Regions from separate parts of the Homo sapiens genome. Here regions 2 and 3 are each linked to region 1. Evidence: chromatin loops called from intact Hi-C (ENCODE). Cell type or tissue: heart right ventricle. All regions are shown on one strand. Each heading gives the region's core, and the rest is flanking DNA. Links, peaks and the distances in the headings are about the cores only.

The links. A loop is a pair of places that touch in the nucleus more often than their neighbours do. Peaks named below come from ENCODE experiments on the same cell type or tissue, not always from the same donor. Only the 100,000 strongest peaks of a DNase experiment are listed, where the experiment ranks them.
Region 2: a loop joins it to region 1, with 2.5 times the contacts of the local background. A loop is called at or near these places in 16 of 110 quality-filtered maps.
Region 3: a loop joins it to region 1, with 3 times the contacts of the local background. A loop is called at or near these places in 3 of 110 quality-filtered maps.

What each region holds. Positions count from the first base shown.
Region 1 is chr1:184,559,354-184,568,469 of GRCh38, forward strand. The region is part of intron 3 of C1orf21 (chromosome 1 open reading frame 21); the gene reads left to right. It also overlaps the pseudogene LOC100129573. Among named protein-coding and RNA genes, the nearest start is that of C1orf21, 180 kb to the left of the region's middle. In heart right ventricle, for the core only: a CTCF peak has its summit at 4,179; a DNase peak (open chromatin) is centred at 3,135; H3K27ac peaks cover 3,604 bases.
Region 2 is chr1:184,485,324-184,496,071 of GRCh38, forward strand. All of the region lies in intron 2 of C1orf21 (chromosome 1 open reading frame 21), which reads left to right. Among named protein-coding and RNA genes, the nearest start is that of C1orf21, 100 kb to the left of the region's middle. RefSeq lists an enhancer at 10,026-10,095. In heart right ventricle, for the core only: no CTCF peak of the experiment used is centred there; a DNase peak (open chromatin) is centred at 6,390; H3K27ac peaks cover 8,000 bases.
Region 3 is chr1:184,460,085-184,470,832 of GRCh38, forward strand. The region is part of intron 1 of C1orf21 (chromosome 1 open reading frame 21); the gene reads left to right. Among named protein-coding and RNA genes, the nearest start is that of C1orf21, 78 kb to the left of the region's middle. In heart right ventricle, for the core only: a CTCF peak has its summit at 5,868 (motif pointing left); a DNase peak (open chromatin) is centred at 5,846; H3K27ac peaks cover 3,439 bases.

The DNA.
Region 1 (9,116 bases), core at 1-8,000:
CTGAGGCCTCCCCAGAAGCAGATGCAGCTGTGCTTCCTGTAAAGCCTGCAAAACCATGAGCCCATTAAACCACTTTTTAAATAAATTACCTGGTGTCAGGCATCTTTCTTTCTCTCCTTTCCCTCCTTCCTTCCTTCCTTCCTTCCTTCCCCCCTTCCTTCCTTCCTTCCTTCCTTCCTTCCTTCCTTCCTTCCTTCCTTCCTCTCTCTTTCTTCCCCTCCCTCCCTCTCTTCCTCCCTTCCTTCCTTCCTTCCTTCCTCCCTCCCTCCCTCCCTTACTTTCTTTCCTTTCTTTCACATGTTCTGTCACCCAGACTAAAGTGCAGTGGCACAATCCAGTCATGGCTCACTACAACCTGAGCTCAAGTGATCCTCCTGTCTCAGCCTCCTGAGCAGCTGGGACTACAGGTGCATGCCACCATGCCCAGCAAATTTTTGTAATTCTTATAAAGATGAGGCTTCACCATGTTGCCCAGGCTGGTCTCTAACTCCTGAGCTCAAGTTATCCACCACCTCAGCCTCCCAAAGTGCTAGGATTACAGGCGTGAGCCACCGTTGCTGGCTGACTTTTGTATTTTTTGTAGACACAGGGTCTCACTATGTTCCTCAGGCTGGTCTCGGACTCCTGAGCTCAAGCAGTCATCCCGCCTTGACCTCCCAAAGTGCTGGGATTACAGATGTGAGCCACCGTGCCCAGCCCTCGGGTTTCTCCTCTATAGCAATGCAAGAATGGCCTAATACATGTAGCAAGCAATCAGTAACATGCCAGATTATTTAAGGGGTTAGCAAGAATTCATATAAGATGCCTGGTACAGAGTAGACGCACATTAAACAATTATGATTAGTCACATGCTTAGTTGAAGAGATTAAAAAAAAGGATATGTTTGCCTAAGACATAATAGTAATGTGCCTGTCACATTAGTACATAACAGATATTAGATGACTTTGGAGAGTAATTCAGGTTTGGAACTTCTAGAAACCAAAGAAAAGGCACCGTAAGATCTTTGCAAACCTAGAGATTGAAAACCTTTTACAATAAACCACTAGAATGAATAAGATGATGTGTGTCAACTCCAAATTTCTAGTAATTTCAATGACAGCAAAACCGCACTGGTTCATATGAGCCAGAAGAAAAGGCAAATCAGAATATTTTTAAGAAAATTCAAACTTTTCATTTCAAATATTACAATATCCTCCCCCCACCCCTTTCTTGTAAAACCTAATTAGCTGAAAGAATCATTGTTAGGTACCTTTTCTGCAGGTAGAGAAACACCTCAAGTGGAGTGTGGGGGAGACGATCAGCTTCCTCCCAGCCATTGACCACAAACACTCCAGACCAGCAAGTCTGGAGGCCCCAAGAGCAGGCTCTCCAGAATCCTCCAATGTGACAGGCATGATCCCCAGCTTACCACCTCTAAAAGGTATCTGTCCCTGGCAAAGATGCCCCTATGAAATTAATTCTTCACTTTACATTGAATGATTCTTTGATCATGGATTAATGAGATGGTGACTAATGGCAGCTCTGAAATTGCCTGTTTTAATGAATCAATAGGAATTATTTTTAATTAGTACGCCAGTTATCTGTATGTAAATGATGCTCTCTGATGTGCTTAAGCCTTCTTGAAAGATTTATTTTCTGAATTCTGTTAAGACTCTTGTTTACAATGCTGTTGTGTTCTCTATGAGAAATCCTTTGCTAAGTAGAGGTATATTTCCAGCCTTTGTGGAATAATCCAGTTTTAGCAAGATCATCTTGACAAGGGCATTTACCATATTTAGAATAAATTGCAGGGCAGTGGATTTGCCTAGCCCAACCTAAGCCTGCCAGTGCCACAGCAAGAAGGCATTTTAATGTGTTGCAGAGCTGGTTCTCTCACCCAACCCACTGCCCTCCTCAAAGACACTCTGGTGTACAGCTCCCTCCTCCTCCTAATTTTAAGGCTTCAGGGTGGAGCCAGGGAAGGATACCTGCTGAACTTTGCCAAACCACCTTGAGCAGGGATATAGGTATAATCCTGGGCTGGTATAATCCAACAGATAGACTTTATCTGGATGACAGTGTGCTGTCAGTGATGAGATAAAGCCAAGACCTGGCATTTTAGGATCAGTAGATTTGAATCAAAGGACATACTCAGATCATGTGCCTTAGCCCCAGTACCTCTCAAAGTGTTTTCTCTCCTAAATCTTTTTAAGTTGCTCCCTGAAAAGCAACTTTTGATTCCAAAAGTCTGACTTTGTTGAACAGGTATGTTTCTAGGGTTGTTTGTTTGTTTGTTTGTTTTGAGTCAGAGTCTGGCTCTGTTGCCCAGGCTGGAATGCGATGGTGTGATCTTCGGCTCACTGCAAACTACACCTTCCGGGATCAAGTAATTCTCCTGCCTCAGCCTCCCAAGTAGGCGGGATTACAGGCGCCCACCACCATGCCTGGCTAATTTTTGTATTTTTAGTAGAGACGGGGTTTCACCATATTGGCCAGGCTAGTCTCTTGGCCAGGCTGGTCTCGAACTCCTGACATCATGATCCGCCCACCTTGGCCTCCCAAAGTGGGGTTTTTAAAAACATGTTCCTTTGGGCACTTCCCCCCACCCCCAGTTTTCTTTCTTTCTTTTTTAAAATTATCTAAGATCATTTTTCACCCACCAAAAGGCCTTTTTTAGGTTTTCTTTTTTTAGCCCGTGTACCAGAATAGTAGTTTCATTGTTGCCAACTGCAAAAGGACCTATGTGTTGTGGATGCTGCTGTAAGCTATTTCTAAGAACAAACTAAATGGTTCTAGAAAACTAGTACATGGAGTAACTCACATATTTTCATGGAAAGCAGGAAAACCCCTTTGCCCCAGTGTTCCAGCAGCTGTCAGATCTTCTAATCATAAGCAACAATTTTCCTGGACTTGAGAATGGAAAGAAAAAAATTATATTTGACTTAGTAATTTTCAAAGAGTAAATTATAACAAATGGTGTTAGGTTGTTCACTCCACCTTTTAAACAGCAGTTATATAGCAATATCTCTCCCCGTACCACAGGAATGTTCCCATAAACTTGGATAAACTACATAGGAAGTAGCTCACATTTTCATCTGCACAGTTTATCAGTCAACAAGTGTTCACTGAGTTCCTTTTGCCTGGCACAGCCCTAGCAGCTGCATGAAATATCTGAGCAGCGTGTAAAGACATTGCCTCCTACTTCAAGTCATTCACCCCATACGGGAGAAGCAATGTATGAAGCATCGAGGGAATAATTAAGGCAACATAGTGATATCTTGGTAAATTGTCATTTGTCTACACAGCGCCTTTCAGCACACACGAATGATTCTTCTTCATTTTCTTTTAAGAAGCAAGTATTAAAAGTGCTGCAAACTTGTAACTGCTGGACTTGATCATCTTTATTCATTCAAAAAATTTAAGCATTTACTACTAAAATTATTTTGTGTAGATGTAGGCACTGTTCTACAACAAGTAATTTTGTAGACCACTAATGAAAGTTCAGAGAAGGATATATATTTGCACGTGTGCTTAATTCCTAATTATATAGACTTTGGGGTAGTTCTGCCTATTGTGTGACCTTTTATGTTTACATCACATTTTCTATTTTTGACTGAGCCTACATGACCAAAGTTGTGTCAGTTCAGCATAAGTGGTGCTCTGCTTTCTAACCTTCCTAGTCCTGTGTATTTTCTGCATCATGATTTATTAACAAGTACTTAGGTCATTTAGCTGAATTGTGGAGCAAGAGAGTTAGAGCTAAGATTTCCTGATTGCCAAGGTTTTGGTTCTTTGCTTCCTCTATATTAGAGATTCTGTTAACTACTATGAGATGCACATCTTACCATCATCAATAATGCTCTAGAGACACTGCCTCTTTCTTTAGGTTTAACACCTATGTTGTGTTATCTTTTAATCAAGTTCTTAAATGTGATAGGAGAAAAAACAATGGGTGATAAATGCTTCTGCATGAATAAAAATTAACTGCACATGTAATGAATACAACTTATTTTAAAATGTCTTCTGCAGCAAAACATTGTGTTGGTTAAAAGTTACCAAGCTGAGGTTAAATGGGTTTTAATTAAAAATTACAAGCTCATCCTACCCCAAAGCACTACCACATGCAACTCTAAAAATACCAAATGGATAAAAACCTTAAAATTGTTCAACAGCTCCCCCTAGCATACATAATTTCAGGCCGTCAGACTAGAAAGCAAATTCTAGTTATCATTTTTTACATGTCTAGTTACATGGGCACCTTCTTGACATTATTCCTGAATTGAATGTCTGAAGGTAATTATAAGCAGAGAATAGTGTAATCTAGCAAAATGATTTCTTGTGAAAATATTTTCAAAATGATTTTACTTGAACTCTGGCTATCCTCTATCCATTGTCGCTGCTTTGGTTGGCTGGTTCGAGGAGATTTCTGTTTTCTTTTGGAACAAGCCATCTAGGAAAGAAAATACAAGGTTGGGGGAAGTTCTTAAAGAAGATTGTGGAAATCCACAAGGTGGACAGAGAATATTTAACTGTCTGGTGAATTTTAGGAACACAGTCTCAGGGGTTTGGGCTCTTGAGCAGTTTAACCACTCTGTGACCTAGTTTCCTCCTCTATAAAATCAAGAAATGCTAATAGTACTTATATCGTAAGGCTGTTGTGGTTACTATGCACAAAGTGAATTCTCAGAGGTGATCAACAGTCATTGTTAGCATTATTTCACCGTGGATGCTTGAATGAGGTCAGGATCTACAGCCTGCGCTCTGACATTGGAGATACCTGAATTCAAACCCTCTGAGAGACCTTAGGCAAATTGCTGAAACTTGGTTTCCTCATTTCTAACTAGAAGTAATAATAACAACTACTGCTTACTACTCTAGAGTTAGAATATATATGCAAAATACCTAGACTGGACTAGGTAGAAGAGATAGAACACAGCTGTTGGTCTTACAGAATAATAATAATAATTCTCCTTATTTACTTATTTATTTATTTTGAGACAAAGTCTTGCTCTGATGCCCAGGCTGGAGAGCAATGGCGTGATCTCAGCTCACTGCAACCTGCGCCTCCCAGGTTCAAGTGATCTCCTGCCTCAGCCTCCCAAGTAGTTGGGACTACAGGAATGCACCACCATGCCCGGCTGATTTTTGTATTTTTAGTAGAGACCAGGTTTCACCATGTTGGCCAGGCTGGTCTTGAACTCCTGACCTCAAGTGATCCAGCCTCAGCCTCCCAAAGTGCTGGGATTACAGGTGTGAGCCACCACACCTGGCCTAATAATAATAATTCTCTAAGGCTAAGAGAACAGGAGACAATAATACTATAACATTCTGTAAATTGGAAAGCTGAGAGAGTGAAGAGTTGCATTTCTTAGCAAACCCAAGAAAGCCAGTTATATGTAGAATGAACCAGAGGCTCAGGAATTGCTAGCACTAGGGATCTCTGGAAACCTTAGCTGGGGTCTTTTCTAATTCAGCTATCACAGGACACAGCGAGTCACCTCTGCCATGTTTCACCTGCTGCTTACACGGCACACAGTCCAGAATTAGAAGGTGAGGTTTGAAAATTCACCTGTTTTCGTTCTGCTACCTACAGAAGTTCCACAGTAGAAAGGAAGGAGACCTGGATCAAAGGATAGGCTTTAATTATGCCACTAACAGTATGAACTTCATCAAGTCCTTTACTCTCTCTAGACGTTAGTTACCACTGATGTAAAATGAAGGGCTAGACTAGACTACCCTTAAAAGTGCCATCCTTGCTGTCAAACCTCATGATGTTAGAACAAAAAAGTATTTCAGGACAAGACTCTGAGGTTGACCTGGTTACTTTTCAGAAGTGTGTGCACACACATATGCACACACATAATAAATTTAGAACAGAACAATATTGTATTCTGATATTATTCATGAGGATAATTAATAGTATCTAAGAATTATTGAATATCCACCATGTTCCAGGTACTTGCACTATCTTACTTAATCTCATTTGATATAATAATAGTGTTTTATGAGAGAAATTCTGTTATCTTCAGTCTACAGATTAAGAAACTAAGGCTCTAAGAGTTTAAGTTACTTACAGACTTTAGAAACATTAAGTGGCAGAGTCTAGCTTTTAAAGATCTGGCCACCTTCAGAGCCCTGGTTCTCTAGACCTCACCATGCACCTCTTTTCTGAACACTGGTGCTTCTCCAGAAAGGTCATCACATTCATTCCAGTTCCTATGATTGCTTTCAGTTTGTAGTATGACTTTATTACCTTCAACTGGAAAATTATTTGGGGTGTCCCCCTGTAAAGTGGATTGGCATTGGAATTATAAACAAGCCAAGTACCATATTTCTCTCACGAAGTCAGTTTCCTCTGAATTCTCAAAGTCCACAGGCATGTAAAAGGCCCTGCATGTGTGAAATTACACATTATTAAAGTCCTGCATATTAAACCTTTACAGGATCTGTAGTTTTCCATTGTGACCAAACTTATACAGATCACTGTTGTTCAATAGATTACATGGCCAATTGTCCTTGGGACTGCAGACTATTTATAAATCTACAAGTAAATATTTTAACCAATCTGTGTATGTAAATTTTCTGTTTAATGTTGATTTTTGAGTATAAAAATAAGGAGAGGACATTTAATGGATGGAATGAAAGAGATAATATATTAAAAGGGGAGGGGAAGCTTAGGGGAGGATGGGGGTGAGAACTTCCAACTTTTGTTGTACGTTGTTTAAAATTGTGGATTAGGGTTATGAATGCTTTTGAGGAAGGTCTCAAAAGAAGATCCCCCAGCAAAGTAGGGAAGGGTACTTCCCGATAGGAGTCGAGGTGCCCAGGCCAGCTGCTATACTGGCACTGGGAGGAGCCCCACGTTCTGCCGTACCTGCCCCCAGGTTGGCTGCATGTGCCAGGGAGTAGTAGAAGTGCCCTGCTCAACAGGAAATGACTCTTTCCCCGCCACAGTAAACTGGGCCATCTGCTGCCCTTTTGGTTTGCTGCCTCGATTTTGCAGGTTGGAGACATTAAGGCATGAAGAAACCAAGTGACACGCTTCAATTCAGAGCCTAAAGAAGAGTAGTGACACATGTCGGACAGCTGCCGTGTTCAGCACAGTCCAGAGCGCGCCATATATATGAACTTGTTGTTCTCACCTCAACCCTGAGAGGTGGATTTCAGTGTGTCTTTGGATGGCAAGCATTAAGAGAAGAGTCCTAACACACAGCCTCAGGTGCTTCCTCTCTATGGTGGGTTTCTTCTCCAAACCAAGACTGCTTCCCTGGTGTGCCATAAAACCACCAGGTTGGTCACAGCTCTTTTGGGGCATAGTATGTAAGGGAAATTTCACCCATGTGGTAGCCAAGAAGTGTCAAAAAGGACAAAAAAGTCAGAAGAAACCAAGCCATCTGGGACTACCAGATGATTCCTGGCAGGAAAGGCTGGCTGGTGTTGTGATGCTGCTCTGGAGGCTGAGCTATGAACAGCTCAAGGTGAAATTTTACAAAGACTAGAGTCTCACATCCAAATGCTCGATGGAGTCAATGTGACAACAGCTGCACCCAAATCTGAGGGGCTGTATTGTCTTCTCCATCCTATAATACCATCTCCTGTCATCAGCAGCTACAGAAATAAGTCCACCTTCTCTGTGAATCAGGGTCCAGATGGCAATCCAAAGACTGTGGAATATAACCTGGGAACTTGAAGAGACGGGAACATTGTCTGTGTACAGTCTAACCATCTGAAAAACATCCTTGAGAAAGACAGTCAGGTGGCACAGTACTATGAAGTATTCCTTCCACAGTCTCCAACAGAGCCCTGCCTTCTTCATGAAGGTGGTTACTGGTGTGAGCTCACAGTCCACACCAATAGCCTAAGGCACACAATGGCTGTCATCACATTCCATCCCCAGGAATTAAGTCCAGAGGAGCTCCATGTTCAGAAGGAGACTGTAAAGGAATTTTTCATTAAAGGTCCTGGAGCAGTCTGTGACTTGACTTCACCTGACTTCCAGGAAAGCAGGACCTGTTTCAGCCATCATCAGTCCACCTACCAGCTCTTGTTTGGGGAACCTCATATCTTTAAAGATCTCCTGGGCTTGAAGGTCTGCATCTCTCCAGATGCCTTTTTCCAGATTAACACTGCTGGTGCAGAGATGCTGTATTGGATTGTAGGGAAGCTGAGTGCAGTGAACTCTAACACCATCCTCCTTGACATCTGCTGTGGAACCGGTGTGATCAGCCTCCCTCTGGATCAGCTACATCGCAGGTCCTTGGGATTTCGTTGGTGGGGCAGGCAGTGGAGGATGCTAGGCAGACTGCAGCCTACAATGGCATCACCAGCTTTGAGTTTCATACTGGTCAAGCAGAGATTTTTCCAGGGCTGCTAAAGTCAAAGGAATATGGACAGTTAATTGTTGCTATGTGAACCCAGCCCATGCTGAACTGCATTACAAGGAAGTTCAAGCCATTTGAAACTTCAAGGCCCTCCGCATACTAGCTTTTGTTTCCTGCAAGCCCCGTGATGAAACCACAAGGAATGAACCACACTGAAAGTTCCAGGGGCTAATCTTGAGACAATCAGGCATGAAGACTGAGCTGTGAAATTCCAGAGATGACCTCAAGGCAGATAATCCACAACCCAGCCATTGTTGAGATGACACCCAGCTGCACTCCAGGTGCACCATGGCTGAAGACAGCCACCAGAACAAGACACCCAGACCTTGTACCCAGCACACTCCTGCACACCTCCCATTCCATGTTCACCATTTTAAAACCCTCTCTCTAGCCTAAAGTTTGAAGTGATACCCTTGAGGCTAGAGCCCAGGCATTCTCCTATCTGCTAGCATTTGAGAGCGACTTTCCTTTTACCACATACACACACAAAAAATTGTGGTAAAATATACATAATATAAAATTTATCATCTTAATCATTTTTGAGAATACAGTTCAGTGGCATTAAGTACATTCACATTATTGTGCAACCATCACCACCATCCATCTCCAGGACTTTTTTCATCTTGCAAAACTTAAACTTTGTACCCATTAAACACTAACTCCTCCTTCCTCGCTGTTCCCAGTCACTGGCAACCACCATTCTACTTTCTGTCTCCATGAATTTGACTACTCCAGGCTGCTGTGCATTTTAGAGAA
Region 2 (10,748 bases), core at 1,611-9,610, 72 kb before region 1:
ATGTTAAATGATATATTTTAGATCTATCAGGTTAAATAAAATATATGAAGATGAATTTCACCTGCTGCTTTTTATCTAATGTGGCTACTAGAAGCATTAAAAGTACACACATAACTCACATATTTCTATTGCACAGTGCTGATTTATGTGACTGAGAGGTAGCAGTGGTAGTGTGAGAATTTCCTTCTCTTTCAAGTTTTAGTTTTTATTGGATCTAAGAGAAAAGGAGTTTGATGGAGGCAGTGGCCCTCATTTTCTGCTTGGAATCTCTATGCATTAAGTGAGCACTAGGTGTGTACACTCAGCCTTTTGTGTGTCAGGGGGTGATTTGGGCAAAGAGGGGTACATGGGGGACCACCAGAGAGGCAGAATTGGGAGGCAGCTTGGCCAATGAACAGGAGCAATGCCACCTTGCTCCTCTCTGTGCTGCTTAGTGATAGACTTTAGCTGCCTCTACTGTAGCTGTTTTGCTGGCATAAGGAAGCTTCTGTTGGCTTCTGAAGCTGTTATTTCCCGAAGGTGAGAGAGAAAATCATGTTTCCCTTTTTCTGTTTTTAGTGAATCATAGGAGACAGTAAAGAGCCCTAAGGGCAGGAGAAGTGTTTGACGGATTTGTGATAGGCCAGATTATAGTCATAAAAGCTGAGAAATTTAAGTCAAGATAAGTGAGGAACATGGTCTTGGGTTTAGGCTTTGAAGACTCCCTGATGTCTTGAGCTGAGCCTCAGAAAGGTCTTAATGGCTCGAAGTGCACATGGGGCTCATGGAATCACAGAAGCCAGTCGACCTTGGCTCAGAGCTTTTAACTGCATTCTTCTGAAGTAAAAGTGCTCAGCCCAGTGTCTGACTCAGAGAAGGTGCTCAAAATATGTTAGTTTTATTTCCTTTTAGGTGGTTCCTGGGCCATGCTGATGCTCATTTCAATAGGGAAAATGAAACATGCGTGTATGTGAGCATGGAATGGAGTAGTTGTGAATTCTGTCTTACCAGCTGGGGTTTGATTCCAGTGTCACCACTGCCTGTGCTGTTTTGGATTTATAACTTAGCTGCATTTGTTTCCAAATCTATAATATGGAGGTAATAATGGTATCCACCACTTGGAGTTCTGAGGAGGAACACATAGTTAATAAGGAGAGCGTCCAGAACAAGGCCAGTGCACAATTAGCATGGAAGCACTTGTTATAAATAGTAGATGGGCCTGAGTAGACTGGCCCCACCTCTTCACTCTCCTCCCCTCGGCCAGCACAAAATAGATACCATGCTAGATGCCGCCTTGATGCCAAGTTTGGTCTAGCTGAGGTAAAGCCAGCAAAAATTTCTACTTGGAAACGTTTTCTATGACAGAAAGTTAAGAAATGCTCTATACTTTCTATATTAAAAAAAAAATCCAAGTGCTACTTTTCCTTCCCTTGCCAGCTGGTATCATGAGCCTGTTCTTTTGAAGTTAGAGAGATAAGTAGAAAATAAGACCATTTGTCACTCCCTGCTGCCAGGCAGCTGGGTTGCAAGATGAGGGAGCACCTGAGTTTTCAGAGACCATTGGCAGGGACACGCTGGCAGGGCCCTCCAAGTCCCTTTGGTTTTCTTCAATTACTCCCTTGCCCCTTCAAGTGCTTGTATTGTCTGTAGCAGTGGAGACCTGCTGGGTGCTTCCTGGCCCTCTGGCACCATTCAGTGAAAGGTGAAAGGACTGGAGCTGCAGGCAAGGCCTGCTTGGGGATGAGGGAAGTTCTCAAAACGTGCCTCAGTGACAAGAGAGGAAGTCAAAGGTTTCTTTACCTATTGCACTTCCCCTTGGAGTTATTTTCTCCTGAGTGACACTACAGATTCAGACATTCAAAACAATGGCTTCTTCCTGGACTCCTGGCTGGTGTGACTGAAGGGACCTGCCTTGCTATGAGCACCTCTCCAGGCAGCCCCTACCTGGCCCCTGGGCCTCATTAGGCCCTGGCTGTCCTCCGTAGAGACTAGTACAGCTCCTGCCTTCTGCACTTGGAACTTTACATGTGACTGGTTATTTTGCCCCTGAACCGTTACAACTTGGATTTGTGCTTTACGGTGTATGAGGCTTTTTCAAACGTAATTATTATCATGATTATCCCTACTTGATAGAAGGGGAAACTGAAGTTAAAAACTACCCCAGTTCACTTAAGAAGTGGGACGGTGGCTACAATGGCAGATGCTGACTCGACTAAGGGAGATTCCTCCTTGGGAATAACACATTGATATTAAGTCCAAACCAACATTTGCTCAGAAGTCTTTGAGAAGTCATTGTTAACTGGCCACTTGAGGTCAGACTCAGTTTTTAAATGAGGATGTCTGGAGATTCTAATATGGTCATTAGGGCTATTTTCCGTGGAACTGAAATACAATGTTATGGTAAGCACACAGACTGAAAATCTGGCAGATTGTTTTCAGATCCTGGCTCGGCTACTCACTAACATGTAGTCTTGGCAAATTTTTGAGGCTCTTTTTGCCTGGGTTTTCCCATCTGTGTAGTGTGGGGAATAAAACTAGTACTTGCCTGCCTTCATAGGGCTGTTGTGAGACTAAAATGTATTAATATTTGTAAATCTTAGCATAGTACTTGGCACATGATAAGCACTGAGTTAGTATGCTCATCATCATATTAGCAGCCTGCAGTTGCGCAGACCTCTGACCTATGCAGTTTGCATTTCTGAAAATGGTTGCTTGGTTTCCTCTGATTACGCTGGAGGAGAATGCGTCATCAGTTTATTTGTAGATGTATAATTCTCTAAACTTAAAAGATGATCAATTGTCCATGTAATACTTATCTCTTTTAGATTTTAAGATATGTGTGTTCCTATGGTTTGTTCTTTCTCTGGTTTGACCTAGACCAGTTTCTGTACTGTGTAAGATGTATACGTGAATATTTGTCTTTTAAATGAAAAGACCAAAGGACATGCATGATTCAGGAATGATGAATATAATATTATGCCTCATTTCTTTCAAAGTGTAGTTTAAAAGAAATCCCACCATAGAGGTTAACAAATACATTTTTTGCTTATCAACCATAAATCTATACATGAGTGTGTGTGTCTTGTTTATCATGCAGAGTGAGATGTTGGTAGAAGTAAGGAGTAAAGCACCATGAGAGGGCTAGAGGCAGCAGACACAGATGATGCCCCAGTGATTGTAATGGGATAAATGCATCCATAAGCAGCTGAAATAAAAAGATATACCAATTAATTGGGTACCATTTCAATTCACATTTTATTCTTTGAAGATATTCTGTTATTTGTGATTATAATATTAAAAATGAAATCCCCCAATTTATCTCTTCATATTAGAATTTTTCAGATTAATCTAAAAATTTAACTGTCAAATAAGAAACTGTAGGCTGGGCACAGTGGCTCACGCCTATAATCCCAGCACTTTGGGAGGCCGAGGCGAGCAGGTTGCCTGAGCTCAGGAGTTCGCAACCAGCCTGGGCAACACGGTGAAATCCTGTCTCTACTAAAATACAAAAAATTAGCCAGATGTGGCAGCGTGCGCCTGTAGTCCCAGCTACTTGGGAGGCTGAGGCGGGAGAATTGCTTGAACCCAGGAGGCGGAGGTTGCAGTGAGCCAAGATCATGCCACTGCACTCCAGCCTGGGCGACAGAGCGAGACTCTGTCTCAAGAAAAAGAAAAGAAAAGAAACTGTAAAAGTACTACAAAAAACGCAAGTGAGTATATTTATAATCTTAGGTTGCAAAATGTCTTTCTCTTAATGCTACAAAACCCAATACCAAAAGAAAAAGTTTGTGATAAACTGTGATTATATAAAATCTAAAATTTTGATTGGCAAAAAGTAAACTACCATAAACTAAGTCAAAAGACAAATGTCAAACTGAGAATAATATTTGCAATACAACTGAAGTTAATATGACTAATAGAAAAAGACCCTTCAAAATCTGTAAGGAAAGAACTAACATACCAATTGAAAAATGGACAAAGTTCATGGCCAGGCAATTCAAAAGAGAAAAAATATAAAGGGACAAAAGAGTACAGAAAGATATTCTACTTCTCAGTAATAAAATAAACCAAAAAAACAAACCAGCAAAAAAACCCAAAGCAAAACAAAACATTTTTTACCCTTCAGATTGGGCAGGAACAGGTGGCATCTGTCTCATGCTATAATGGAGAATGTCAACGCAGAACAATTTTTCTGGGGCACAAAATAGTAACATATATCAAAAATGTAAATGAGCATGCCCTTTGCCCCAGGAGACCCAGTGCTAGGAATTTATCTTAGGAACGTAATTGGACAAGTGTGCAAACCTGTGTGTTCAAGGGTCTTTCTCACTGATGAAACATGCATGGAATAGAGCCATTAGAGATCAAGGTATTCTATATTTATTGATATGGCAAAAGGTTTGTGACAGATTATTAAGTGAAATTAGTAAAGGGATTTTATGCAGCATATCTTGTTTGTAAATTTTACTTGTTTAAAATATATGTAAAATTCTGTGTGAGTGCATAAAAGAAGTGTTTGAAAGGCCATTCACCAAAACTTTTACGATGGCAGTCTCTTTATTGTGAAGTTTCAGGTGATTCTTAATTTCTTCTTTGTATTTTTCTGTGTGTCTTGAATCTTTTATGTTTAACATTTATCATTCACTACAACTGTTTATTTTGATAAATATAATTCAAATGTTTCCATCTCCAGAAGGCCTTTAGTTGTGTTTTCAGGGCAATGGTGAAATCTATCCCAGAGGAGAAAGCACTATCACTGGAAATAGCCCCAGGGCAACAGGGATCTGACTGATAGAAATGTTAGCCCAGGCATACAGATGGAGTCTGATGACTGGCACTTGTTGGTTTCATTTAAAACCTAGCATTTCACTTCATCCTAAGAAGCACTCGTTGACTACCTTGCATGAATTAGGTGCTGTGCTAGGCACGGAGGCTGTAAAGACGGGTTAAACCTGGTCCCTGCCTTTAAGGAACTGGTAAAGATGCAATAGATGGACATCTTGACAGAAAATGTCAGTACCATAGGGTGATAAGGCAAAAGGTCTCTTTTTCCAAGGAGTGGGGGAAGACTTGTAAAGAGGATGATTAAAGCCTCAGCTGAGTCTTAAAATATGAATACCAGCCAAAGGAACTAAGTGAGACAGAGCAGGAGGTTTAGGCTGAGAGTCAGTGAGAACAAAGGCTTAGAGGTACACCACACATACAATATAGCAGGGGAGACTGGGAAACTTTAACCAACTGGTGGAGACATAACTTTAGAGAATCTCACATTAACGGCAGGAGTCTTAAATATTTGAAAATTTTACTCTGGATTTTTTTTCAAGACACTTAAAAGCTCACATAGACAATGTAAGAATCATGTTAGGGATTGGCAGTTAGGTGAAGATTTAGAAAACAGAAAATTTGATGCTAATTCCTTAAGCTGTCTAAGTGTTCAGCCTCACCTCAGGTTAGATGATTATGAACCCTGAGTAATAATGCCAGAACATGGCCTTATGTAGATGAGACCGTTTACCAGGAAGGGTTAGTAATGATTATCTCTGGGTGGTGCTGATTACTAGTTAGTTTTTGTACTTCTTTTATATTTTCCAAATATTCTACATCCCTTTTTCTAAAGAAGTTTTGTGAAAAAAAAAAAGCATTTTATAACTATGTAGGTGGTGACATTGAGAAAGAACTTGTGGAGCAAGGTATAGTGGCTAATCATATTAATTTGGGAACCAAACTGATAGGTTCCTCATTTGTAAAATTGGAACCTACCTCATAAGATGCTATGAGGATTAAATGAATTAATAAGTAATAAAACACTTAAAATAATGCCTGGCACACAAAAAGTGCTGTATAAATAATCAGTGAACTTTATTTAGAAAGTTCTCTGGATTATTCTCTCATAAACAGCACATTTTCATCTTTATGACAGTAAAGTTTAGCATAGTGCTTTTTTTAATAAGAAGAATAAAAACTTCATTCAGAAAAAGCAAAACTTTTTCCTTAAAGTTCATTTACCTGCAGATATCATTAGTGTGTGTAGTACTTTCCTTCTTTCTTTTTTTTTTTTTTGAAACAGGTTCTGTCTCACTCTGGTTGCCCAGGCTGGAGTGCAATGGCACGATCCCAGCTCATTGCAGCCTCAACCTCCCAAGCTCAGGTGATTCTCCCACCTTAGCCTCCTAAATAGCTGGGACTACAGGTGCAAGCCCCCCATGCCCAGCTAATTTTTTGTATTTTTAGTAGAAACAGATTTTCACCATATTGCCCAGGCTGTTCTCGAACTCCTGAGCTCAAGCAATCTGCCCACCTTGGCCTCCCAAAGTGCTGGGATTACAGGCATGAGCCACTGTGCCCGGCCCTTTTCCTTTGTTTTTAGCAGTAACCGTTATGGTTACTTATAGCAAAGTTCTGGGCCACAGGCTATGAATCATCAATGACAGTGACCTTCGGGGCTTTGCTAGCTCACATGACACTGGTTAAGTGGTTTGGTTTCATTTTGCCTGTTTTCAGCCCTGCACCCAAGAGGTTGCTTAAGCTATGAGAACAAAAGTAAAGATAGGAAATAACTATGATATAATTCCATATCTCAAGTTTATTTTTAGCTAACGGGCCTTGTCTTGCTCTTCATTCTGAGGCGTAAAGTCTCTTAGGAAGAGAAGGAATCAGAAGCATGATGCAGAGTTTGACAATGACTAATTTGAAACGGAGCCATCTTCATTCTTTGTAACTTTAATCTCAATTTCTCAGTTTTTCTCAAATTTTCTACTGTAAGCAAACCTTCACAGAAATAACTCCTCTTAGAGATCACAGTGAGCTATGTGCTGTGTAAGGTTTTATTAGAACAAGCACATAAACAAAAACAAGTGGCTGTAAAGCCCAGTGAGCCCAGTTTATAGAGAAGCCATTGACTTGCCTGCAGAACCTGGTTACATTTGGATTCTGCCACAGAGTAACCATGCTACAGGGTGACCTCTGTGGGCTCTGGTTTCTGCGTCTTGGGAGTGAGTGGGTGGAACTGTGTGATTGCTATGGGAGTGTTGAGTGCTAATGTTCAAAGGTTCTATTTACCTGCTCCCCACACTATGGACAATTCACTCAACTGTGTGGTGTCAGTTTCTTTCCTGCAGTGGAGCCATTGGCAAGATTATATATGATTATTGCTTTGTTGATTGCTCTCAGAAAAAAATGGTGGTGGTGGTAGTGTTCAGCTATTAAAAGCTTTATGGTCCAGAGTTGACCAAATTGTTAATTGCATTGTGATATTTACTTTTTCAATGAAAAATTAGAAAGAAGTATCACCAATATCTTCTGTAGCTTCAGAACATTACCATGAGCCTGAAGGTGAGAAAGCTTGAAGTGTGTGGAGTTGTATCTCTGCTTCCACCTTGGCTGGCTGGTTTGTAAATTTATCTTTCATCCACTGATGCTTAAATTGGTGCTGTGCAGCTGCTGCTAGTCAGTGAAGGATTCCATTTGTTGGCTTTCTGTTTAAAGGTTTGTGGTAGAAGTCAGGGTAGGGTAGATTGGTCCTGTTGTTTGAAAAGGATAATGAAATATCTAATAGAAGACAGTTATAAACAAAATCTAGGCCAAAAGGAGAACATTTAATTTCCCAGGTTGCTGATTTTCTCAAGAGCTACTGTACTATGATCTGATCACTCTGAGAGTGTGGTTTTGTTTATTAACTTATATAGCTGTACTCTGTTGGTCCAGCCAGACTATAATAGGGCAAGAAGAAGTAAAAATTTACAGAAAGTCAGATTCTAAAGGATTATATTTCTGTGGCTATAATATTAAGTATATATAAAATTCTCTAAAATGTAACTCACAACACATGTTTAAACTATGAATAAAAATGGTCTTTGACAGTTTTTTAAAGGTTACATAATTAAAGTTTCTTGGTTGGAACAGCCATAGCTGGGGAAGATGCCTGCTGGAGAGGACACAGGCCGTGAGGAATACAATGTTTATAGTCAGCTTTCTTCATAGTAATAATCTGTGCTGGAAGCTATAATATAAATGTACATTTACATTTTATCTAAAAATAATTTTAAAAGTTTATGTACATGGCTATAAGCATTGAAGGTAAAAGAGTAAGGGTGAAGTGAAAAATCATGATGTTAAATAGCACATCTTTGAAGCTAATTAATTCCTTCAAATTGCAAAACAGTCACACGAGTACAAATCTTTATTTAGACTACGTTTGATTTTCATTTGAAAACCACATTCAAGACAAGCTAAATTACATTTAAATTCCCTTCCAGCTATAGATATGCATGCCTCACTGTATAAATGTCACTGTTGATTTTGATCTATAACCAAAGAAGAAATTGTCAAATTATGTATGAAATAGGATTTTATTTTTAATGTGGCACCAAGTATTTTTGCATTTATTGTGTTAGCTGTTTAACACAATATTTTTTCATTAACCTTTTAGTCTTCATTGCCTTCTGTCACTCAAGAGATGTCTTTTTATCTGAAAGTGTTTATAAGATCTTGAGTTTGGAGTGCAGCTTTCCTCCTTTGTTTCTTGCCTTGTTTCCCATGATGCAATTGTTAAATGGCCAGCATGTTAAAATGAAAGACAATGTGCTTTTAACTCTGATGGAACTCTGAAAATTAAAGTTATTCATTTAAGAACTATTGGTTGAGCAAATACTATAAACTGGATTTTACTAAGAGATATAACATGTAATATGATAATGATTGCCCTCATTTGGCTCACATTCTAGCAGGTAATAAAGGTAATAAAAAGAGAGACAAACATGTACTGTCAGGGAAAAGTGTCATGAGAATACAAAAGGGGATGGAGAGTTGACAGGATGGCTGTTTCAGAGTCATCTGTCAGAGAAGGTCTATCTGAGGAACTGACCTTTGAGCAAACCATGAGAATACCTGGGAACAGAATGTTTCAGGCAGAGAAACAACAAAGCCAAATTTCTGAGAGGGAGCTGGCTAGTGGATTCCAGGAAGAAGCCTGATGCCCTTGTGCCAGTAGGGTGATGGGTGACAAACTCACAGAGGCAGTCCAGGGCCGGACTGTACTGCTCTGTACACTGGCTTCTGTTCTAAAGGTAATAGAAGTCAGGAGAGGGTTTTGAGTGCAGGGGAGTGATGAGGTCTGACTGCTACGTAGGGAATAGACTATAGGAAGAGAGTGAAGCAGTTGACCAGTTAGAGTCTTGCTCAGTAGTCCTAGCAAGAGATGTTGGTGGTCTGGATTAGGGAGGTATGAATGGAGATAATGAGATATGGGCGGGCTTGGGATATTGGGGAATGATTAAATATGAGCTTCATTAGAGCATATTGTATCTGTGGTTTTCTCTGTTAAGGGCAGCAGTGGGAGGTAGAATTTTGTACCAATACAAGCTCCTCTTTAGTGGTGGCTTGCAGGAGGCAGAGTTTTTATGTTTTAGAGCAATGACCATGGTCTGAGGCTTAGCAACATGGAATGAAAAATGAAATTTGAAAATTGTGAAAGCAAAGATTTTTAAGATGGGGCTGTAAGGATTAATAGGGTCAAAATTCTACATTAATGTTTTTTGCTTTTGCTTTTTTTTTTTTTTTACCTTCTTGAGGCAAATTTGTTTGATGCTAGCTGGGATAAAAAGAACATCATTAACAGTTAAATTCCTACTTCAGTTTCCAGGGCTCAGCTGTACCCAGGCACAGGGCATGGCCCAAGTGAGGAGAAGTGCTGCAGCCCTAGAACCTCCTGGGACTGCAGTTCATCTGCACAGCATGTCATCGTCACACAGTGACATCTCATTTCATTCAACCTGAGAGTGAAGGGGTTTCAGACATGGCTTGCTTGTTCATTTTTAGCAAGTTTCTTAAGGGCCAGGGTGCCCGAAGAGGCAAGTTTCTACTCTCGCCTCCCTTCCTGTAACAGCCACCTCCCTTTCACCTGGCTCTTGCCTTCCCCCCGCAACATAGACTCTCATCCCTACACTCTTTTGTTCCTCATGGAACTCTGAGCTCCAGTTTCTGATCTCCAAGAGCTGCTCTGAGCTTTGATCCCTGTTCCCATCCTCTTCACTTGTACCCACCATCCCAGTTCAGTTTATCTTTCTTTTTATGTCTTCCCAGAATAGGAGCAGTGCTCTATGAGAAGACAGAACAAATACGCAAATGAAGCATAGATCTCTGTGGAGGTCAAACCAAGCCCCCAGATAATTTCCCATTCTGAATCTCCTTTCTGCTTTGCATTGTTACCTTTTAAAGAAAAAATTAACGTCAATATACTTACTCATCTTCCCTCCCTCCCCCCACTACCAGCATCACCATCAAATAGCATCAATATTCTCTGTAAAAGACACTGTTTTTGTTTATTACAAGATATGGTGGGCCAGGTGTGGTGGCTCATGCGTGTAATTCCAGCACTTTGGGAGGCCAAGGCGGGTGGATCGTGAGGTCAGGAGTTCAAGACCAGCCTGGCCAAGATGGTGAAACCCCATCTCTACTAAAAATACAAAAATTAGCCTGGCATGGTGGCAGGTGACGTAATCTCAGCTACTCGGGAGACTGAGGCAGAGAATTGCTTGAACCCGGGAGGCAGAGGTTGCAGTGAGCCAAGATCGTGCCACTGCACTCCAGCCTGGGTGACAGAGTGAGACTCTGTCTCAAAAAAAAAAAAAAAAAAAAAAAGATATGGTGAGTATGTAAGCTTTCTGTTAGGTACACTCACTTTTTTGTAGAAAGTTGGTTTTTGGAGGGTTTCTTTGCTTCTGCAGATTGTGTGGTGAAGAGAAGTTGGCAGAAGGTGAATCCTGGAAGAT
Region 3 (10,748 bases), core at 1,204-9,203, 98 kb before region 1:
CCTGGGAGAAACACACACTTCCTTGGTGGCAAATTGGAAATCATCACTGCTTTTCTGTAGACATTTAGCCGCAGATTTGATTCAAAATCCTGTTAGTAGGTGGTGACTGAAATAGTTTAGTGGGGGCAGGGAACAGCAAGAGGTAGGAGGAAAGCCATTCAGTAAATCCCCCAAATCCCAATGTTTGCCCTGCTCATTTGAGCAACTGCTCCCATTGTCAGGAGAAGGTCATTCCTGTATGAATGTTTACATCACAAATAAAATGAAGCTTCAGTAGACATTCAATAGAAGTTGAGTTGTGTATGTATTAACAAGAAGTACTAAGGCTGGAGATGTTATAAATAGCATTGAACATCCATCAATACTAATAGATTTTTCTGTTTACTAAAACATTTCTACTCTCAAGCAGAGGGAATAAAAATGGGGTGACTACCTCTCTTTCTAAGGTAGTGCTTCTCTTCACCTCACTAGGGCACGGTACATCTGGATTGACTTGATAAGCATCTGGAGTTGGGCTGTTAGTATTGTCGTCGTCGTCTTCTTCTTCTTCTTCTTCTTCTTCTTCTTCTTCTTCTTCTTCTTCTTCTTCTTCTTCTTCTTCTTTCTTCTTTCTTTTTTTCTCTTCTTCCTTTTTTTTTTTTTTTAAGAAATGGGGTCTCATTATGTTGCCCAGGCTGGTCTCAAACTCCTGGGTTCAATCAGTCTTCCTGACTTGGCCTCCCTAGTATCTTCTAAGTAATCTAGATAAGACAGAGCCAATGTGTGTGAAAGGCAAGTGGTAAAGTGACAGTTGTTTTTGTACCTGTGGTACAGCAAATGCTCTGAATTCTGTGGCTTTCCATCACTGTTTGACGTTGAGGACAGGTGTCCTTCCTTGACTCTAGCTATGGAGAAAATGTGGCTTGTATACCTGCCATTATCTTCAACTCTAAGCACCACTACTGGAGGCAGTATTGTCAGTATCAGCACCTCACCTCACTCCTGGGACCCAGGAACACCCCCTGAGTCTTGCTTAGGACCCCAGAGCCTCAGCCAATCAGGCTTTGAACTTCCTTCTAGGCAGTGTGTTGACCTACTCCATTGAATGGTCTGTTCTCATGCCAGTTGGACAGGGCTCCCTGATGCCTCCACACACTCTGTCTTTGGTCTTCTTGACAGAATGTTGTTGGTGTTCAGCTTTCAGCTTCTAATAAGGGGTGGTTGAGTTGGAGGGAGAAGAACCACAAAATTCAGTAAGTCCAAGATTTTTGGTTTTAAGCATACCAAATAAGCAGCCACGCGATGTTGAGAGCCCTGGCGGGTTAGGGATCTCCATGACCTAGGATACTGCAACTGATAAATCTGCTCCTGATCATTGCTGCCTCCCAAAGATGTGTCTTATCAGTGAGCCCATTTCCTGCACTACAGAACCAGAGCCACTGGCCAGGAGTCAGCTAATGTTTAGAAAGGATGAAAGTCTGGCTGCTGCATTTCCTGTCTTGTAGATTGATGACCTTTAGCTGTTTTGTTGATGTCATTGTATATCTGTTTTTTTGGGATGAGTATAACAAGAAAGGAAAATGGTTAATCTAGCAAGAACTCATTACACCGTGAATGATGGAGGGTAGGCTCCTGTTTTATTCCGATTTGATTTGTTTGCTTCATTGGGGAAAACAAATGATCATGTCACCCTATAGAGAATTTCGCTTTCCCTTTGACGTACAAATAAACAGCCTCGCACGTTTCATTTATTTTTGCCGCTGCTGGAATGGTTGATTAAAAAAAAACAAAACAAAACACATTGTTATGCTGCTTTCCTATGTCCTGACCTTCACCACTGGGTAGAGAAGGAAAACCAGTAAAACATCTCTATTCTTTTAAAAAATGAAGGACCCTTAACTAGAAATGCCCATTAGAAACCAGAGTCCATTACAGTGAGATGGATGAGCTGATAAACCAAACCAAATTAAACAACAGGGAGGAGGACATGGGTCTTTCTTTTATTTCTTATAATATACCTTAGAGATGAGGATTCACCTTTTGTTAATTTGTTAAAACACTAAAGTGTCACCTTCTTTCTTCCTGTCTTCCTCATTCGATGGACCACACCTAGTAATGAATACATTTGTTCCTTGCCATTAAAAATGGGTATTCAGCCTAGGGCATACAAAGCATATGTTCGGTATTAGTTGTTAGAGGGTTAAAGATGCTGGCTAATTTGGGTTTTTCCAAGACAAAAGCCTAACTGGCAACTTTGTGGCCTCTGGTTTCAAGTCTACTTCCTATTTATATCCCATGACACTCAGGTTCTTGAAACTTGGCAAAAAGCCTCCAGCGTTTTGTGATTTTTTTTCTCATTGGCCAATATCAATTTGTAATGAGCCAAACCTGACTTGAGTAGCAGATCTACAGGCCCATATCTTGGAGGTATATAGGTATTTGGCTGTTGAGGGCATAGATTAGGAGGTCTCTTGACATTCTGTTGCTAGGTTACTGAACCCTGAATTACTGAACCTTGAACACAGTATTTGTGTTCTCAAATTGGTATTTATGATCGAAAGCAGCTGCTATTCATATTTTTTTGGGGGGGAATACAGGGAAATATAAAATAAATAAAACTAAGTAGTTAGATACAGTGCATCAAAAAGTAATTGTAAGAAAATGTTATTACAAACCAGGTAAAAGAGATTGATTCCCCCTTCCTCTCCATCCAACATCAGAAGAATTATAGTGTTCGGCCGGGTGTGGTGGCTCATGCCTGTGATCCCAGCACTTTGGGAGGCTGAGGTGGGCGGATCACCTGAGGTCAGGAGTTCAAGACCAGCCTGGCCAACACAGTGAAACCCTGACTCTACTAAAAATACAAAAAGTAGCTCAGCGTGGTGGCAGGTGCCTGTAATCCCATTTACTTGGGAGGCTGAGGCAGGAGAATCACTTGAACCTAGGAGGCGGAGGTTGCAGTGAGCCGAGATCATGCCATTGCACTCTGGCCTGGGCGACACGAGCAAGACTCCATCTCAAAAAAAAAAAAAAAAAAAAGAAGAAGAAGAAGAATTATAGTGTTCATGTGCAGGCAGTTGTTGGTCAAGCCTTTGTAGAGCTGTGGCATCAGCTCAGCTATGACCTAGACTTGTAATAAAAGTCAACTGATGCAGTTGTGCATGCTGCAGGCCAATCCTCGTGATCTCAGGGTAGGGCTTGGGATGTCAGTCTAGGGTATATCTTTTTCTTTCTTTGCCTTTTTACTCCTTTTCTACTAAATTTTCTCTTCTATTCATAATTTTTATCATATGGACAAAAGTTTCTATTTGAAAACCTTTATTCAGAGAATAATTACTACTTTGTGTAATTATACTCTCAACATTTGACCTTTTTATATAGCCTGTAATAATTATAAATTTTCAGCTGCACTTTTGGTTAAAGCTTTTATTTTTTTACTAATTTCCGTAGGTTTCTCATCTTACACACTTTTGCTTTCTAACCAACATGTCAGGTGAGAAATGTTTATTAATCTTCTACTTTGTGCAAAGAATTGGATAGAATCAAAGACATCAAAACCATGACTTGCCTTAAAAATTTATAAATGACAATGCATACAAGTTAACAATATAGAACAACAGTGAAGATGTCCCAAGGCTGTGTATAGAATTATTTCCTAAAATAGAGGTAAATGCTAACTTCAAAAGGAAGAGGACTCCCTGTGGGCCAGGTTGGACTGAGATGGAAAAATAACTGCAGACAATTATGACATGTAGCAACATGGATAGGTGAGGAATGGCTCACATAGACACATATAGATGACGTTAGAGAAGGGGAAGATCTGAGTGCCTGGAGCAAGATTTCTTAGAGGTGATAAGACTTGTTCTGGACCTTGAAGGTTGGGTAGAATTTGAATAACAGATGGAGATTAATGGGGAGGGCTTTCTATTTAAGAGGAAGACTAAGCAGAGAACAGGAAAGTACATAGTGGGATTAGTAGCTACAGACTAGACTGGCTGGAGCAAGATGCCTATAAAAAGCTAGATGGGATTGGAAATATGGATGGAAAGCCTTGAATTCCATGAGAAGGAGTTAAAACTTTCTTTTGGAGGCATTCATTTATTTTTTATTTATTGAGCACATGTTCTGAGCTAAGCCCTGTTAGTAGCTGGTGATATACCACAGGGGACAAGAAACATATATCTGTGCCTCTCAAGGAGTTTGCATTCCTTACTTATGTACCCAGTAGACAGGTAATTAGGAAGTAATAATATCCTGCACTATGATGAGGGCTATGAAGGGATAATTATGGGGTGTGCTGGGACTTTTTGGGAAGAACAGCTTACCTAGACCTTAAGTTATTAAGGCAAAGGTGAAGGAGAGCCTTCTAGGCAGGGTGGTGGCACATGCCACCTGTGGCAGGTGCAGAAGAAAAAGACAGTCCCCTGCTCACCATTTTCAAGAGGATTTGTTGAGTTTCTGCTCTCTGCCTGACAGGGCACCTGGCATAGCAAGAGAGACAAATACAGGAGATGGTTTCTGCCCTCAAAGCGCTTAGTATCTACTTTGAAAGAAATGTTTAAGAAATATGAAATAGTTGACTCTCATAGTAAGAGTTTAGGAAAGAGAGCAAATTGAAGGAAGACATGGAATGGTGTATAGACTTCCTCCTGGAAAAATATAGCTTAAGCAGAAATGGAGAAGTAGGACTATGAGCAGAATATTGAGGAAGAGGGGTGGTTTTCGAGACCCACCTGATGTGATGAAGAGGTTGCTTAGCTACCTTGGAGCAGTAGGAAGAGGCAACAGCGGGTCAACAGGGCTGGGTCCTGGGGGACCCCTAGTAAGTTATCTAAACTCTGCCTCAGTTCTCTCTCTTTCTCTCTCCGCCTCTCTCTCTCTCTTTTAAAGAGAGAAGGGATCTTGCCGTGTTGCCCAGGCTGATCAGGAACTCCTGGCCTCAAGTGACCCTCCTGCTTCAGCCTCCCAAAGTGTTGGGATTACAGGAGTGAGCCACCATGCCCAGCCAGTTTTCTAATTTGTAAAATTAGGAACCTTGACCTTAGTCATGTCTAGCTTGAAAATCCAGGTATATCTTAGACTTTACCCTAAAGGCATTAGTTAATCATGGAGGATTTGGGACCAGAGGAAGGACCCAACAGAATTTGTGCTTTAGGAATGCTAATTTGTCTTTCTCTTAGAAAATTAATGTGATAATTTATTAGAAGTAAAATTTTTTACTGAAATGTTTAATCATATTCTGACACACTGAAAAGCCAGTAGGGTCATCCTGATTTCCATTGGACATGACTATGTGAGTTTTTTTCTCTTTCAAAAAAGCAAAAAACAAATAAAAATCTGGGCATAGAAAAAGCCGATTAATAATAAGTAAGAGATTTTGGGGCTTGGTCCAGAAAATGATCTACAAATTTAGATTTTAATTTAGATTCTAAAAATTCTTTTAAATTTTCAGAGAGATCTTGGAATTGGAAAATGCATGTCTTTTGTTTTTATCGGCCTGTTCCTGGGGTGGTAATGGCAGTGATGTAATAGAGGTGATGGGATATCATCCCAGATTCAAGAAAAATAAGCAGTTTGCCAGCTGTACCTTTGTCGTATGCAGGAATGTAACCACCACAGCTGGGCCACCCAATGGAGGGCTCACAGAGACAGACAGCTGGGGCAAAGGGCTCCTTAGAATAGAATGTGATCAGATCCTCAATTTACCCTAATACTGTTATACTGTTTTCTGATAAAAGAGTGTGTCATCAAGTCACACCTTTAGTGCTCTATTCAGATAAAAACTTCAAATTTTAATGTCTCAGACTGGAAGTAGATGTGATGTGCTGAAGAGTGTTAACACCACGAGGCGCTGGCTGATGCATCTTGACGCTGCACTGCCGTCTCCTGGTGGTCAGCCTCAGGCATGTTCTTCCTGCCTGTGTTGTCTAGTTCTGAGCTTGTCACTATGGTCTCTTTCTCTAAGTACTTTTTGCTGTAGGAAAGAACACCATGTTCACTAATAGCGCTACTTCAAATGGAGAACATTGGCTGATTTAAAATAATTATTTTGGAATAGGCTACAATTTCTGGTAAAGGTCATTTGTGAGGTCCTAATAGCTCATATCGTGTAACCGTATGTGTTCTTTAATAGTGTTTCAGCTGAAGAAGGGCATCAAGGTTAAGGAAGAGCATCTTGCCCTCACTTTTATGTTTTGTTATCTCAAACCCCATGAAACATCCCAGAAATGGTGGTAGGTACGGTCTAAAGACTCTTCAGTCCGGAGTAATGAGCAAACTCGTCAAGGGCAGTAGAATACTGGTACATGAGAAGGGAGAGGCCATCACTCAACTGACTTTGCATTGCCCTCCTGGGTCTCTTCTCTCAGTTGCCTGCTTTTTGTTTTCCTTTAGTGGATGATTGCACAGAATGTGTTTTTGGCCAAGTGCTACAAAATCAATGAAGTTCCCAAAAGTCTTGTGCATTTCTTGAGAGCAATATGAGAACTGAGGTGCCTTTTTCTTAAATGTGGTAGGTTAAAGGGGCATTGATTTGTGCTACCTGAAAATAATATTTATAATTTCAATTTGTTTTGCCTTCTAAGGACATCACCCTTAAATAGTTCTTTGTTATGGTAAACTAATCGAAGATTTAAGTTTAAGCAAAAACTTATACATGCAAACAAAAACCTTGATTTTTTTTTTCAGATGGGCAAGATTAGAGGTACTAGTAAATATCCCTGGATTCTATTGGAAAGTGAGGAAATGGACATTACAGTCTAGTTGTCTTACTTATTTTGGAATCTCTGGTCCCTAGTGGAATGTTGAGGACTAAGCAGGTTTCCCAAAAATGATTGTTGAAATAAATAAATAGCACAATTTTGGGGGGCAGATTAGGGCCAGTCATACAAGTGCTAACAGCTTTCAGAATTCCATTATACTGGTATGAAACTACATATTACTCCTTTTCTGTCTTTTTAGGGAGTATATACTAAACATAATTTAAGATTCTCTATGATGGCCCAGATAAACATTTTTAAATTTAGTTATTGGTGATGAACTGAAGAAGTCATTGTCCATGCAGGTGACCCAGGACATGGGGCTGAGAGGGGTACTCCCTTCCTTAAAAGCCGTCTCATCTCTTCATGAAAAGGAGTTTCTAAGAAAATTCATTCATTCATTTATTGCAGACCTACTATGAGCCTGACATTGTGCCGGAGGGAATACAGAAGGGAATGATGAGGAGATGGTCATGGCCTTGGAAACCTGCCTGGTGAAGGAGACAGACATATAAAAGTGTAATAGTTGGAAGATGTGAGCTACATGCTCATTGAGGCTATGATGAAGCAGGAGAGAGCTCACTGACCTTGACTTGTCTTTACATAGTCTTTCCCTTTAGAGCCCTTGGATATGGCACACAGAGGCTGACCTCCCTGCCCCAGCACAGCAGAAACCCCTGGCACTGCTCAGGGCTGCCTTTGCAGGTGCTGTACAGGGAGCATGTACTTCTGCTGCAGAACTGCTGTCTCCTGCTTTCTGTCTGCATCCAGTCTGCCTGTTTATGTTTGGTACAATTCCTAAAAACCACCAAGCTGCCAAAATTAACCTCTCATCTGTCTTGACCATCTCTTCTTTCTAGTGTCTCTTGTCCCTGCCCCTCTCATCTTAGAGTTCATCACTATTCCATTACATAATAATGATGACAGTGATGGTAATGACAATAGCTATCTCTTATTGATTGCCTACTACTATGTGCCAGGTGCTGTCCTAAACACTTTCCTCTCAAAATTCATGAGGTCATATATCATTTTATAAATGAGGACCCAAGGCACTGTGAAGTAAGTAATTTGCCCAGAGACACAAAACATCTTTCTTTCCATCAGTCACAAAAATCACAAAATACTGGGTATTCTCTGTTGTAGTTTTCATCTTTAGAGCTTTTATGGTGTGTGTGTGTGTGTGTGTGTGTGAGAGAGAGAGAGAGAAACAGACAGACAAAGAGAGATTGAGAGAGAGAGAAAAAGAGAATGAGACAAAGTCCTTCCCCCCAAAAAGAGGGTTTTATGTTTACTTTTTTTGTTTTCAGGAAACTTCCTAATCTTGAGCTGTTCTAGATAGACCTTGACAGTTCCAGAAGGAAGACTTTCGGATAGTCAGGGCTTTCCTCTAGAGATGCTTATTTCCTTGAGCAGCTCTCTGCCTAGCAGGATGGAAGCAGGTTTTCTGAATCATTGGATCATCTCAGACTCTCTTCAGACCTGAAATAATGTGGCCCGAGGCAGAGCACAAGGAGAGAAGGATCTTAGGTCACAGTTTACATCAGTCTCTCATGGATAATTTTATTTATTTTATTAAGGAGGGGGAAAAAAGGAGGAAGGTGGTTATTTTGGAAGGGAAGAGGGATATGTATGTAAATTTTAAGGGAAACAGTTTTTCAATTTGTAGGATTCAGATCTTTTCAAAGTATTATAATACTACATTACATTATTAAAATTATTGACAATCCTAAGAATATTAAATATATTTTTACTCAAATATCAAATCAGGTACTCAAAATATGAATAGGCTTTTTTGTTTTTAAAAAAACGATTCTTGGCTGGGCAGAGTGGCTCATGCCTGTAATCCCAGCACTTTGGGAGGCTGAGGCAGGCAGATCACCTGAGGTCAGGAGTTCAAGACTAGCCTGGCCAACATGGTGAAACACCGTCTCTACTGAAAATACAAAAATTAGCTGGGTGTGGTGGCACACACCTGTAATCCCAGCTACTCAGGAGGCTGAGGCAGAAGAATTGCTTGAACTCAGGAGGCAGAGATGCAGTGAGCCGAGATTGTGCCATTGCACTCCAGCCTGGGCAATACAGCAAGACTCCATCCCAAAAACAAAACAAAAGAAAACAAAACAAACAAAAAGGCCGGGCTTGGTGGCTCATGCCTGTAGTCCCAGCACTTTGGGAGGCTGAGATGGGTGGATCACTTGAGGTCAAGAGTTCAAAACCAGTGTGGCCAACATGGTGAAACCCTGTCTCTACTAAAAATACAAAAAAAGAGAAAAAAAAAGTCAGCCAGGCATGGTGGCACGTGCCTGTAGTCCCAGCTACTCAGGAGGCTGAGGCACGAGAATTGCTTGAACCCAGGAGGCAGAGGTTTCAGTGAGCCGAGGTCGCGCCACTGCACTCCAGTCTGGGTGACAGAGTGAGACTCTGTAATAAAAACAAAACAAACGAACAAAAAAAACTATTCTCATGTTTGCTTCTAATGATTAGCTTAGAAAATTCATGATCTTTCGTGTGTTTATTGTATTTCCTTACATCTACCTCAGTAACCAGCTTAAGGCTGAGATTACAAGTCATGCTAGCAGTAAACTAAGGGATTGAACTGGATTGAAAATGTGGAATATATTGGATTTGTGTAGAAGTTGAGGCTTTGCAATTCAATGATGAAAACACATGTGCTTTTCAGATGTGTGCATGGGCCAAGGGATCAGTGGCATTAACTCTTTTTTGTCATCTGGCACCATGAAAGTAAACTGCAGGTTTCTGAGAGATTAATCCAGCTACAGTTCTCTGTTGTAGTTTATGGTGTTAGGGAGGATCAGCAGCTCAGACTGATAGGACATCTGTTTCACTATACTCTCCATCAGCAAATGCTTACGGAGGGTATGCTAAGAGTTGCACATTTTGCTGTATGATCCTGCATCCCTTGGTGCATAAAATAAAGCTAGGGCAAGCACTAATTTAATTAGCTTGAAATATCTTCTGACTCTCATAAGCATCTCTGATCCTTTGTTTCCTTGCAATGTACATTAATCATTGGGATTTTATTTTACTTTATTATGTTTATGATCTGTTAGCCCTGGCTGGATGCTGGTCCTCCAAGGGCAGGAATCCTATCTGTTTCTTACACTATGTTTCAACATGTGGAGTGCCTAGGATGTTTTTCCATGGCTATTCTGGAAGGATCACTACTTATTCTCTTTGATTAAAATCAAATTGTGCCTTTTAGTAATTCATACTTATTCTGCATTCAGTTTTGTGTGTGTGTTTTTTTATTTTTAAAAGTCTCTCCCTTTCCATCTGTTTTCTCTCGTTATCTCTGTCTGTTCCTGGTCATTGGTAGTCTGAGTGTGCTTGGGTTAGGTCAGCAAAGTTGCCTGCTATGAGGGCCCTCTGGGCAAGCTGATTTCACCCAGTGCTCATGAAAAGCCCCACGTCTGATTAGAAGTGTTGTCCACCTGGCATAGCAGAGTACACGCAGAATATCACCTTGCATATATAAGTGCTTTTTCAAAGCATTTTCTTATCTACTTAGATTTTCAAAACAGTCCAGAAAAAAAAGGGGGAAAACAGGTGCTGCTATTATTAATTTTAAGATACTAACAAGGAAATCACATGGCTTTGTCCTAAGTGACATGGGGAACCAGCAGCACATCTGTCAAGAAATTCTAGTCACAGGTGTCTTTCTGTAAAAGCAGTGGTGCAGAGGTCCCCCATGACACAAGCTGAAGACCTCTTGCAAATACCTTTGGTATTCTGGGTCTTAGAAGTGGAAGAAGAAGGCCAGGTGTGGCGGCTCACGCCTGAAATCCCAGTACTTTGGGAGGCCAAGATGGGAAGATCACTTGAGGTTAGGAGTTCGAGACCAGCCTGGCCAACGTGGCGAAATCCCATCTCTGCTAAAAATACAAAAATGATCCGGGCATGGTGGCATGCATTTGTAATCCCAGCTACTAGGGAGGCTGAGGCAGGAGAATCACTTGAACCCAGGAGGTGGCGGTTGCAGTGAGCTGAGAT